Linked DNA regions of Homo sapiens: region 2 is linked to region 1. Evidence: chromatin loops called from intact Hi-C (ENCODE). Cell type or tissue: IMR-90. All regions are shown on one strand. Links, peaks and the distances in the headings refer to the core of each region. The heading gives the core; the rest is flanking DNA.

The links. Peaks named below come from ENCODE experiments on the same cell type or tissue, not always from the same donor. Only the 100,000 strongest peaks of a DNase experiment are listed, where the experiment ranks them.
Region 2: a loop joins it to region 1, with 10 times the contacts of the local background. A loop is called at or near these places in 6 of 110 quality-filtered maps.

Annotation. Positions count from the first base shown.
Region 1 is chr19:43,029,323-43,034,814 of GRCh38, reverse strand. No RefSeq gene overlaps it. Among named protein-coding and RNA genes, the nearest start is that of PSG11, 5.6 kb to the right of the region's middle. In IMR-90, for the core only: a CTCF peak has its summit at 2,949 (motif pointing right); a DNase peak (open chromatin) is centred at 2,984.
Region 2 is chr19:42,929,887-42,935,378 of GRCh38, reverse strand. The region is part of intron 2 of PSG7 (pregnancy specific beta-1-glycoprotein 7); the gene reads left to right. Among named protein-coding and RNA genes, the nearest start is that of PSG7, 4.6 kb to the left of the region's middle. In IMR-90, for the core only: a CTCF peak has its summit at 4,906 (motif pointing left); DNase peaks (open chromatin) are centred at 888, 2,351, 2,758 and 4,888; H3K27ac peaks cover 2,379 bases.

The sequences.
Region 1 (5,492 bases), core at 356-5,355:
GACATTGGTAATTTTTAAGTCTTCCTAGATGCTACTAATGTGTAACCAGGATAAAGAACAGCTGTTCTAATAGGTAAAACTTAGACCTAATTTCATGATTATTAGCTGGGAGTATTGGAATTATCTAGGGAAATTTTTCAGCATACATAAGCCTATACTTTCTTGGCCCTATTCATTAATGTCCTCCACCAAGTACTCAATAATCCTGTTGAGAAACACAAGCTACATGGAAAAGCCACTTTATTTGACATGTAAAATTATCTGAAAAGCATTTTCAAATCATAAGTAGTAAAGGAAGCTAAACCTTCTCTATGTTATATTTATGGATATGTTACTGATATGATTGTTCCAGAAATTGTATGAGATTCCTAGAAATTAATTATGTTATCAGCCATAATGTCATGTACCACAGAAGTAACGAACTTTTTATGTGAGCTGTGTTATCATAATGAATTCTCATCAGAGTTTTAACCATAGTCATTTAAAATCTTTGTCATTCACACACGTTGTTTTTATTCTTCCTCAAAGCATTTCCAATCAGCTACAGTCCAAAATTGCTTCCTTTTCAAGGAGATTTATGGAAAAGATGCTGACAAGTAGACTTTAATACAAGTTTCTGATAACTTTCAGATTATACCACTGGACTGTCTAAGAACTTACAAACCTTTAACAAACAGGCTGATATCTTCAGAAAATTCTAAGCCTACCAAGCAGGAAAAACATTGATTTCATTGAAATAATTGATCATAATGAGGATAATGTTTTTAAGATTTTTATTTGAAAATTTGCTGATTCTTTAAATGTTTTATTTTCTAGATTCATGGAATTTTTTTAATCTATCTATAGCTTATAGCAGTTCAATAAACTATACTTCTGGGAACAATAATTGAAACACTTACTTTTGCTGTCTAGCTGACTGCCCCAGAATTGGGCAACTATTCATGAGTGTTGATATGTTTAAGGTAATACACATATTTGCACAAGTACAGTAACAATCTGCTCTATTTTTAACAGGACATATTTGAAATCATTTGTTATATTACCAAGGCTTTGACTGGGTTGTTATATTTAAGAATATATTTAGAATGAACCAATATGAACTGCAGGCAAAGTCTGAAGTCAGCCTTGGTTTGGCTTCCTATTCTCAAGAGGTTTGTAAAAGTCTAATCTCAGATTCCTTATAAAAACTTAGAGCAAAGAAAATTTTAAAAGAGAGCCTATCTGGCTCATTGCTACTCTTGCTGCACTTATGTAAAGAATCAGACTATGTTTGAAGAAACTCAACTTATTTTGCAAACAAACTTATTCTACTGAAATTATCATTGGTAAAACTAGAGATGCCCATAGAGAGAAAAATTATGTGGAAAATAAAAACTGTAGTATACCGGTTATGAGATTGCAGCTCTGTTCATTGTTTCTGTGTTTTTATTATTCACCTGTAGACTGGACATTACCCTGAATTCTACTAGTTCCTCCAATTCCATTTTCTCCCATGGAATCACTAAGACCAAGACCCACTCTGTTCCAGAAGCCCTATAAGTGGGAGGAGGACAACTCAATGTAAATTTCATGGGAAAATTCTTGTACCTGAAGTGTGAGCCACTCAGAACTCACCAAAATGTTGGACAGCATAACAACAGATGCTCAAACTGTAAACCAGGACAACAAGTTGATGACTTCACACTGTGGACAGTTCTCCCCAAGATGTCAAAATAAGACTCCCCATCATGATGAGGCTCTCGCCCCTCTTAACTGTCCTTGCTCATGCATGCCTCTTTCATTTGGCAGGATAATGCAGTCATTAGAATTTCACATGTAGTAGCTTCTGAGGGTAACAACAGAGTGTCAGATATGTCATCTCAACCTCAAACTTTTACATAACATCTCACGGGGAAATGTGGCTCTCTCCACCTTGCATACAGGGCTCCCAATAGAAATGAACACAGAGATATTGCCTGTGTGTTTGCAGAGAAGATGGTTTCTATAAAGAGTAGGAAAGCTGAAATTATAGTAGAGTCCCCTTTAAATCCACATTGTGTGGATGGCTCTCATGATTTCCTAAGAGATACGTTGTAAAACGTGACAGTAATGCTGATTCTAGCAGAATAAAACATGTACCACATTTGCTAATACTGTTCTCTTAAAATAATTTTAAAAGAATGGGGTGGGCCCTCCCATGTGTCCAGGCCAGGTCTCTGAACAGAATCCTCCATCTGCAGTAACAATGCCTAAGAAGATGACATGGACTTGGTCCTGATATGCAGCCATTCCTGTGTACCCTTCCCCTGCTGCAGGGCCGTACCAGCATAGGGCCCAAATCTTCAGCTGCAGAGCTGAGACAGAACATGGGATACCCAGCATCACTTACCTTCTTCCAGTCCACTGCAGTGGCTACTGGCATGGCCCATTTACCCCTGAGGACACCCATCTGCTAACCCACAGTTTCTAAGAGTCAGACTTTCCTGGCTTTTCTGAGCCCCAGCTGCTTTCACTCTGCTGAACCCTTCTTCTCCCCACAGGTGTCATTGCCTTAGCAGACACCTCTTTCAGCTGCAGCTAACAGGTAAGCCAAGACCCAGACCCCAGAGGATAAACAAGGATTTCAAAACCTACTGTGTCCAATGGAGGTGCCCACTTGTGGGCGGCAAGCCACCCAGGTGCTGAGGCAAGAGACTCAGGGCATGAGCTGTTCCAGTATCATAAAATATAAAAGAATAGTTATACCAGATACAGATCTTAGATATGATTATATGTGAATATCATTAATCATTAGTTGGTAGGAATTACTTTTTATTCCAACATTAGAGTAATCATCACTCTGTAATCATAACCTAGGAAAAGCCAGGCCATACAGAGATAGGAGCTGAGGAGACACAGTGAGAAGTGACCAGAAGACAAGAGTGCGAGCCTTCTGTTATGCCCAGACAGGGGCACTAGAGGGCTCCTTGGTCTAGAGGTAACGCCAGAATCTGGGAAGATGCCTGTTGCCAAGCAGACCTTGGTCTAGTGGTAGCCTCAGTGTCAAGGAAACACACCCACTACTTAGCAGACTGGGAAAGGGAGTCTCCCTTTCCCTGGGGGAGTTTAGAGAAGACTCTACCCCTCCACCTCTTGTGGAGGGCCTGACATTACTCAGGTCCACCTGCAGTTATCCAGAGGCCTCACCATCTCCCTATGATGCTGTGCTTCAGTGGTCACGCTCCTAGTCCGCCTTCATGTTCCATCCTGTACACTTGCCTCTGCCGTTTAGTTAGCAGTAGCAAATTAGTGAAAGTACTAAAAGTCTGTAATAAGCAGAAATAATGCTGTAAGCTCTCTCTCTCTTTCTTCTTTCTCTCTCTGCCTTGGCTGCCAGGCAGGGAAGGGCCCCCTGTCCAGTGGACATGTGACCCATGTGACCTTACCTATAATTGGAGATGGCTCACACTCCTTATCCTGACACTTTGTCTTGTATCCAATAAATATCACCACAGCCTGGCATTTGGGGCCACTACCGGTCTCCGCGTCTTGGTGGTAGTGGTCCCCCGGGCCCAGTTGTCTTTTCTTTTATCTCTTTGTCTTGTGTCTTTGTTTCTACAATCTCTCATCTCTGCACATGGGGAGAAAAACCCACCGACCCTGTGGGGCTGCTCCCTACACCCACTGCACAGAGACATAAAGAAGTTGAGATGTATACACCTCCCCCAACAACATTGTATCCCAAAACAATGTCCTCTCTGCCCCTCATCGTGGAACTCACTGTCTCTCACCACGTGGGCAAGTGCTTCCAGGGTCTCACAATTCTTCCACAAGAGGCAAGGCACACTTTAACATAGCACTTCAGCAAATAAAGTGGTGACAGTTTACCTACTTAGATAAAGTTTTTTAAAAGGCTCTCCCAAATTTCCCCATGAAGAAGACAGAAAAGGCTTTCCCAATGGTGAAACATTCGCCTCCCCACCTTTCAAAAAAGGATCCCTGAATAGCCAAAAGAATCTTGCCAAAATAAATTGTAGGACTTGAACTTTCTTATTTGAAATCTCACAAAGGAGTACAATTATTAAAACAAGCTGCTGGCAAAAGAATGAACATAAAGACAAATGGGATAGAATTGAGAGTCTAGAAGCAAACCCTCACACTTATGGTCAATTAGTCTTTGAAGAGAGTGTCAAGACAACTTAATGGAGGAACAATTCTCCTTTCTAATGATAGTGCAGAAACAACTAGATAACCACATGCAAAACAGTGAATTTAGATAACTCTACCTCACACCGTATCAAACAATTCCCTAAAAAATTGATCAGTGAGTTAAATATAAGACCTATAACCATAAAAACATCTCAAAGTAGACATAGAGGTAAATATTGATGACCTCAAATGTGCAATGGATTCTTAGATATGATACAAAAGCATGAGAAAGAAGAAAAACAAGATATATTGGGCTTTATCAAGATGTGAGCATTTTGTACATCAAAGGAAATTATCAAGAAAGTAATTAATAGACACAGAATGAGAGAAAATATTTGCAAACCACATATAGGCAGTTTTCATGTTCAGATAATATAAAGAACTAGCTACAACTCAATAAAGAAAGGACAAATCATCCAATTTATAAATGGGCAAAAGAGTCAAATAGACATTTCTTCAAAGAAGATATACAAAGAGTCAAGAAGGACATGAAAAGATACTCAACATCATTAGTCATCAGGAAAACACAAAGTCAAAGCTGCAATGAGACACCACATCACATCTACAAAACTGGTTACCATTCTTTTAAAATGTTAAATAACAAGTAGCAGTATTATGTAGAATTTGGAATCCTCATATATTGCTCGTGAGAATATAAAAAGGTACAGCCTCTAGGAGAAACAGTTTTGCTGTTCCTCAAAAAGCTAATCATATAATTCTCATTTGAAACAACATCCATTCCTAGGTATATACCCAAAGAATTAAATCCAGGACTCAAACAGGTACTTGCATGATAGTGTTGATTGCAGCATTATTCACAAAAGATTAAATATGAAAACAATCCAAGTGCTCATCAATGCATGAATAAATAAATATGGTGACACATACAACAGAATGTTAATCTGCCATAAAGAGGAATGAAGCTCTGACACCCACTGGAACATGCATGGACTATGGAAACATTATGCTAAGTGAAATATGTCAGAAACAAAATAACATCATTGTATAATTCCATTTATATGAAACATCAAGAATAGGCAAATTCATAGAGACAGAGTAGAGATGATCAAAGTCTAGGGTGGAACATACAGGGAGGTATTGTTTGAAAGATACAAAGTTTCAGTTTAAAGTGATAAAAATTTTCTAGGAAAAATAGTGGTGATGGTAATTTAACACTGTGTATGTGGTTAATTTCACTTGATTGTGCATCTTAAAGTGGTTAGAATAGCACATTATTCACAGAACTGTGAAAAATAGATTTCTGTTATGTAATTCACCCAGGCTAAGGCATTTGTTATGGCAGCTGAAGCCCATGAATACATCAT
Region 2 (5,492 bases), core at 346-5,345, 99 kb after region 1:
GTGTTGGGGGGCAGGGGTCATTTCTACTTCACACACACAGAATTGTCAGGCCTGGACTGTGCCTGTGTCCCTCTCTGCATTATGTCCCATGCTGGGGTTTGGGCATTTATTGCAGGAAACACACAGAGGAGACAAATTTCAACAGATCAGAATTCCTTTCTCACATCCAGACCCTGCAGAAACTTGCTGCAGAGGAAGGACAGTCTGATGGGGGGACTCAGCAGGAGGAGATCAGTCTCAGCCAAGCACCTCATGCCCTCTTCATAAATTTGACCCTGAGAAAGACCCTGGAAAACTGAGTAGGGCTTGGCCTGAGGGGCCCCCTGAGACCCTCAGAGAAGCTCAGCCCTAGAAGCCTCAACCCCAGACCCCTGTCCCTAAATCCTTGCTCCAGATAAAGCTGAGGAGCCTGTGCCAGGACTGGGTTATGGTTTCTTGGGCAGGGCTTACTGGGACTAAGAATTTTCCAGCTGTCTGAGGACTGTGTCTCCTGCAGCTGTTCACCAGCCAGGGCTCAGCCCTCAGAGCCTCATCTGGGCAAGGACAGAGCTTTCTTCACCTGACACTCAGAGTGGAGAGGACAGAAAGACAAGCTTTGTAGGCCATCAGCCAACTGCCTTAGGAGGCCTAGGACACTCCATAGAAAGTCTAATATCCCCAGAAGCAGAAACAGAAGAGAGAAGATGTACCAGGTAGCAGCTTGTCCACAGGGATCTGACGTAAAGGTGCTTTCTCATGGAAGCAAATTAATAATAAATGCTGTTTGGTGAACATTTCCACAGTGCTACGCATTAGGTCAGGTGACTGTGAATAATTTAACATTTATTCACAGATAGCATGAAAAGCCACAGTCCATTTGCCATTTAGCTTATTTGATTGAGAGAAAACTGAGTCACAGGAAAGCACAGTCACTGAGCCAGAGTCACACAAACACAAAGGGGAGATCAGGGTCACATGAGGTCTGTCTGCAGCCACAGGCCCATCCTCTCCTCCACCAGAAGTGAGGGCTTACTGGGTTCCAAGCACCCCATACTCATTTATTGGCTCAAATCCTCTCTTCTTAGGCATCCAAACCTCAGAGGAGTGAGAGCAAGTGGTCACCTGATTAGTCTGCACTCCAGAACTAAATCAGCTGCCTCAACCATCAGAGTCAGTGCAAAAAAAATGTCCAGGTCTCCCCCTCAGATCTTAACACCCATCATTGAACCTGAAATCCTGTGTTTCCCAAAGTTCCCATGTCACTGTCATGAGAGGATCAAGGAGAGGACCTTGTTTTCTTTCCCCACTCACACCCTGCACCAGCACAGGCCCAGCCAGAGACACATACTCAGGAGCTCTCACATAACAAATAAAGGAATTGAATGCAGAAATGACTGATCCAAAACCTCTTTAGAGACTGGATCTTGGATGCAGAATCCCAGGAGTTTCTAGCCACACCTGTCCCTTGTCCTTCGGAGGCTGACACCCATGTTTCATCACCCCACTACCTCTTGCCCCTAAAGCCACCCCACCTCATGTAACTCTGAAGCTCTTTGGCCACGGAGGGTTCTCAGGGCTCCTTGGTCCTGGACTGTGGAAATGGGGGCACCTTGTCCCTGGGGTCACTGAAGTCAGTGTAGCCCTCACTGCTCACTGCCATGGTGTCTCTGCCTCTCTCTGCTTCTCTGTGTCCCTCATCTTCCTCCCACTTCATTCTGACTGGCAAGCCCTGTCCTGCACAGCTTCTTCCTCCACTGCTAGGCCTTCCGCAGACACTCCCTCTAACTAGGCTGACTGTTCTGTTCCCTTCCCGCTAACACTGTGGCCTGGCCCACCTCCCAGGAAATAGGAAAGGTGCAGAAATCACCTGGAGTTGCCACTCCTGCCAGGCTTCATCTCGAGCCAATGACCCCAGGTCACTAAGAGAATGAGCTTCCACTGTATTTCCATCCAGGGCTCTTTCACTTTGTGAGGCTGACCTGTGGACAAGACCATGGGACAGGGATAGGCAGTTCCTCCATCCACTCTTATAATTGCCAGACAAGTTCTTCTGGCCTCCTGCACACATACATACACCAAAAAAAAAAAAAAATATATATATATATATATATATATATATATATATATATATATTGAAATGGTGATTTGTAGTAAAGAATGATTTTAATGACTCCAAGTCTGCCAAACAGGAGGACAGAGGTTTATTATTACTCAAATCAGCCTCCCCAGTGGATCAGGGGTTAGAGATTTTCAAGGATAGTTTCAGGGGCACAGGACTAAAAAATGAGTACTGCTGATTGTTTGGTGATGGAATCATGTGGGCAGAGGGAAATGATCTGTTAGTGCTTGAATCTGCCTCTAGGTAGGGACCACATGACTGGCTGAGCCATTAGTCATAGGTATAGATGAGGTCAGCCGGTTGCCAGAATGCAAAAGAATGAGAAACATCTCAAAAGACCAATCTCACGTTCTACAATAGTGATGTTATCTATAGGAGCAATTAGTTACAAATTTTGTAAACTCTTGCCAAATGACACTGGAGCAGTCAGGGATTATAGAAACTGTGCCAACATTTTAGCAGAATTCAGTTCCCTCTTATAATCTAAATCTCATGGTCTTTCACTAGTTTTACCAAGGCAGTCCCTGGGCAAAGTAAGGGTGTTAGTTTTATGGAGGAACTATCATCATTCTTGCTTCAAAGTTAAACCATAAACCAAATTCTTCCCAAGGATAGCCTGGCCTATGTCCAGGAATGAGTGAGGACAGCCAGCCTGAGACTAGATGCCAGATGGAGTCAGCCACGCTAGTTTGCTGTCACTGTTGTAATCTTTGCACGGACTCATCAGGGTGTCAGAGGCTGGAAGGGCCTGCAGTTCCCAAAGCCCATGGGCTCATTTCACCCATTTCACTCGTGACTCCATTCTCAACCTGCTATGGAGCTCACATTCTTTTGTCACTTCCTAGAGACTTCTGGCTTTCTGTCAGGCATATAACAAGCTTGGAATTTGTCACTCGGTTCTAACACTAAGTAAAACGCTGAACAAACTCAAAAGTCAACAACTCGTTAAAATCCCTCAGAGATGGCTGGGCACAGTGGCTCACACCTATACTCCCAGGACTTTGGGAGGCCGAGGCAGGCACAAGGTCAGGAGATACAGACCATCCTGGCTAACATGGTGAAACCCCGTCTCTACTAAAAATACAAAAAATTAGTGGGACGTGGTGGTGGGCACCTGTAGTCCCAGCTACTCGGGAGGCTGAGGCAGGAGAATGGAGTGAAACCGGGAGGCGGAGCTTGCAGTGAGCTGAGATCATGCCACTGCACTCCAGCCTGGGTGACAAAGAGAGACTCTGTCTCAGAAAAAAAAAATGCTGTTTGAGAAATGAAGAATGCTTTTGATGCTTACTGGTAGACTGCACACAGCTGTGGAAAGAATACCTAGCTTGAGAATGTGTCAATAGAAACTTCCAAAACTGAAACAGGAAAGTTCAAAAAGAGTGGGGGAAAAAAAGTGGAACAACATTTCAACTTCATATTTAGTATTTTGTTTTGACAATAGCAATTTTTAAATTTTGTAGTTGTGGGACAACTACAAAGGCTGTAACATACCCTTAATGGGAATACAGGTGGTTTGGGGACCAGATCGAGGTGGCCAGGTAGGTGCTATCTCATGGTTTTACTGCCTGTGCCACATACAACTGTTTCCTCATGATGATGCCGTTTTCATAAGTTGGAGTTCTTCGTGTGGGGAGACACACGAGCCATTGCCATCTCACTTAGCCTCTTACTAATTCACACAAACTTAAACTCTAGTGGTGTTTCCTGAGCTTAAGAGAAAATGAAGAAAGCATTTCACATACCTGTTTTGGGGTCCTCCGCATTTTTCCTAACTCTGCCCAGAAATTATAAGCAGGCAGTTCTTTCTATATTTACTAACATAACACTCATCACTTCTTTTAATTTGGCATCCTTCCTCTCTTTATGTAATTGATGCACTGACCAGTTCTGTCCTTTTAACGGGACTCTCTCTACTTAAGGAGCTGCTAATTCAAATCACCTTTGGCATCTTTCTTTGAGCATAATGTGATCCTGCTGGAATTCACGGCACACCTAAACCTCATTTTCGTCTCAAGAGAAATACTACTACCAGCAATTGATCTTAGATGTTTGGACCATCAGTAAAAATTTCCACTAATGAAAACATTTTAATGTTTCCTCCAAATTTTTCTTTTGTTATTAGAGTCAGAACATAACCTGAGGTCTAAACTCCTGACAACATTTTATGGGAAAATTACAGTATTACGAATTGAGCATCCCAAATCCAGAAATCCACAATCTGAAATGCTCAAAACTCAACCCTTCTGACCACTGATGTGATGCTAAAAAGAAGTGCTCACTGGCGCATTGTGGATTTTAAATTTTTCAGATTTGGGATGCTAAACCAGTACATGTACTGCAAATATTCCAAAATAAAAAAATTAGAAATTGAAAACACTTTGTTTTAACCTTTCTGCATAAGGAGCACTTTATCTGTATGAACTATAGGCATGAGGCTGTACAGGAGATCTCTAGAACCCCCTCATCCTGCATAACTGAAACCACACACCCACGGAACAGTGCCCTATTCCCCTAATCCCAGCTCCTGGAAACTACTATTCTACTCTCTGATTCACTCTGGAATCCACTGATATGAGGTACATAGAGTAGTCAAACTCAGAATCAGAGGGTAGAATGTCTAATGAGAGAAAGTATCTGCAAGACTTCTTCCCAAATATTGGTCTAATATCCACCAAACACATATGGTCCATGAGGACCAGACTTCCATCATCAGTTCATGTTCACCCTTTCCACCAGTCAGTTCTGTATTTGCAAACATCAACATGTATTTCTAGAAAGATCCACATGGTCCTCACCTGCCCTCTACAGGGGAAAGGGAGCATCATGGACCCAGAACAGGGAACATGGTCTTGGGCCAAACCTATCAGCTCTTGCCTGTCCCCTTCACTCTTTGTAGGTCATTCCTTGGACTCTGCTCTATCTTTAGAGGTCACTGGCTCAAGTCAGTCACTATGAGACACCTGGGAAAACTGCGCCACCTTGTGGCTGCACTGCCTGATGACTGAACTGACCTCCAGGCTTGACTCTGGTCTCCCCTGTGTTATTTCTGCTGAAGTACCCAGTCCCAGGCCAGGCTTTCCAGTACCCAAAGGGTTTAAGGACAATGGGAAGTTCCATCATCCATCTCTAGGATGTCCTTGGAAAGGGAAGCTGAAGAGAAAACATACCACAGGGGGCAAAGTAAGATTGAAACTAAGAAGATTCCAGCACTGAATGCTCCAAGTGAGGACCACAAGGTGGGCCAGGCAGGCAGTTGGAGATGGAGGGACTCAGAGAGGCACCAGAAGCTGTGACTGCTGGTCCTGTGTCTTTCCATGACCCAATGCTGCTGCTCAATTCACACTTGAGAAAGTCCATGCTTCTCCCACATAAAGCAGGCAGCCTCACAATCTCT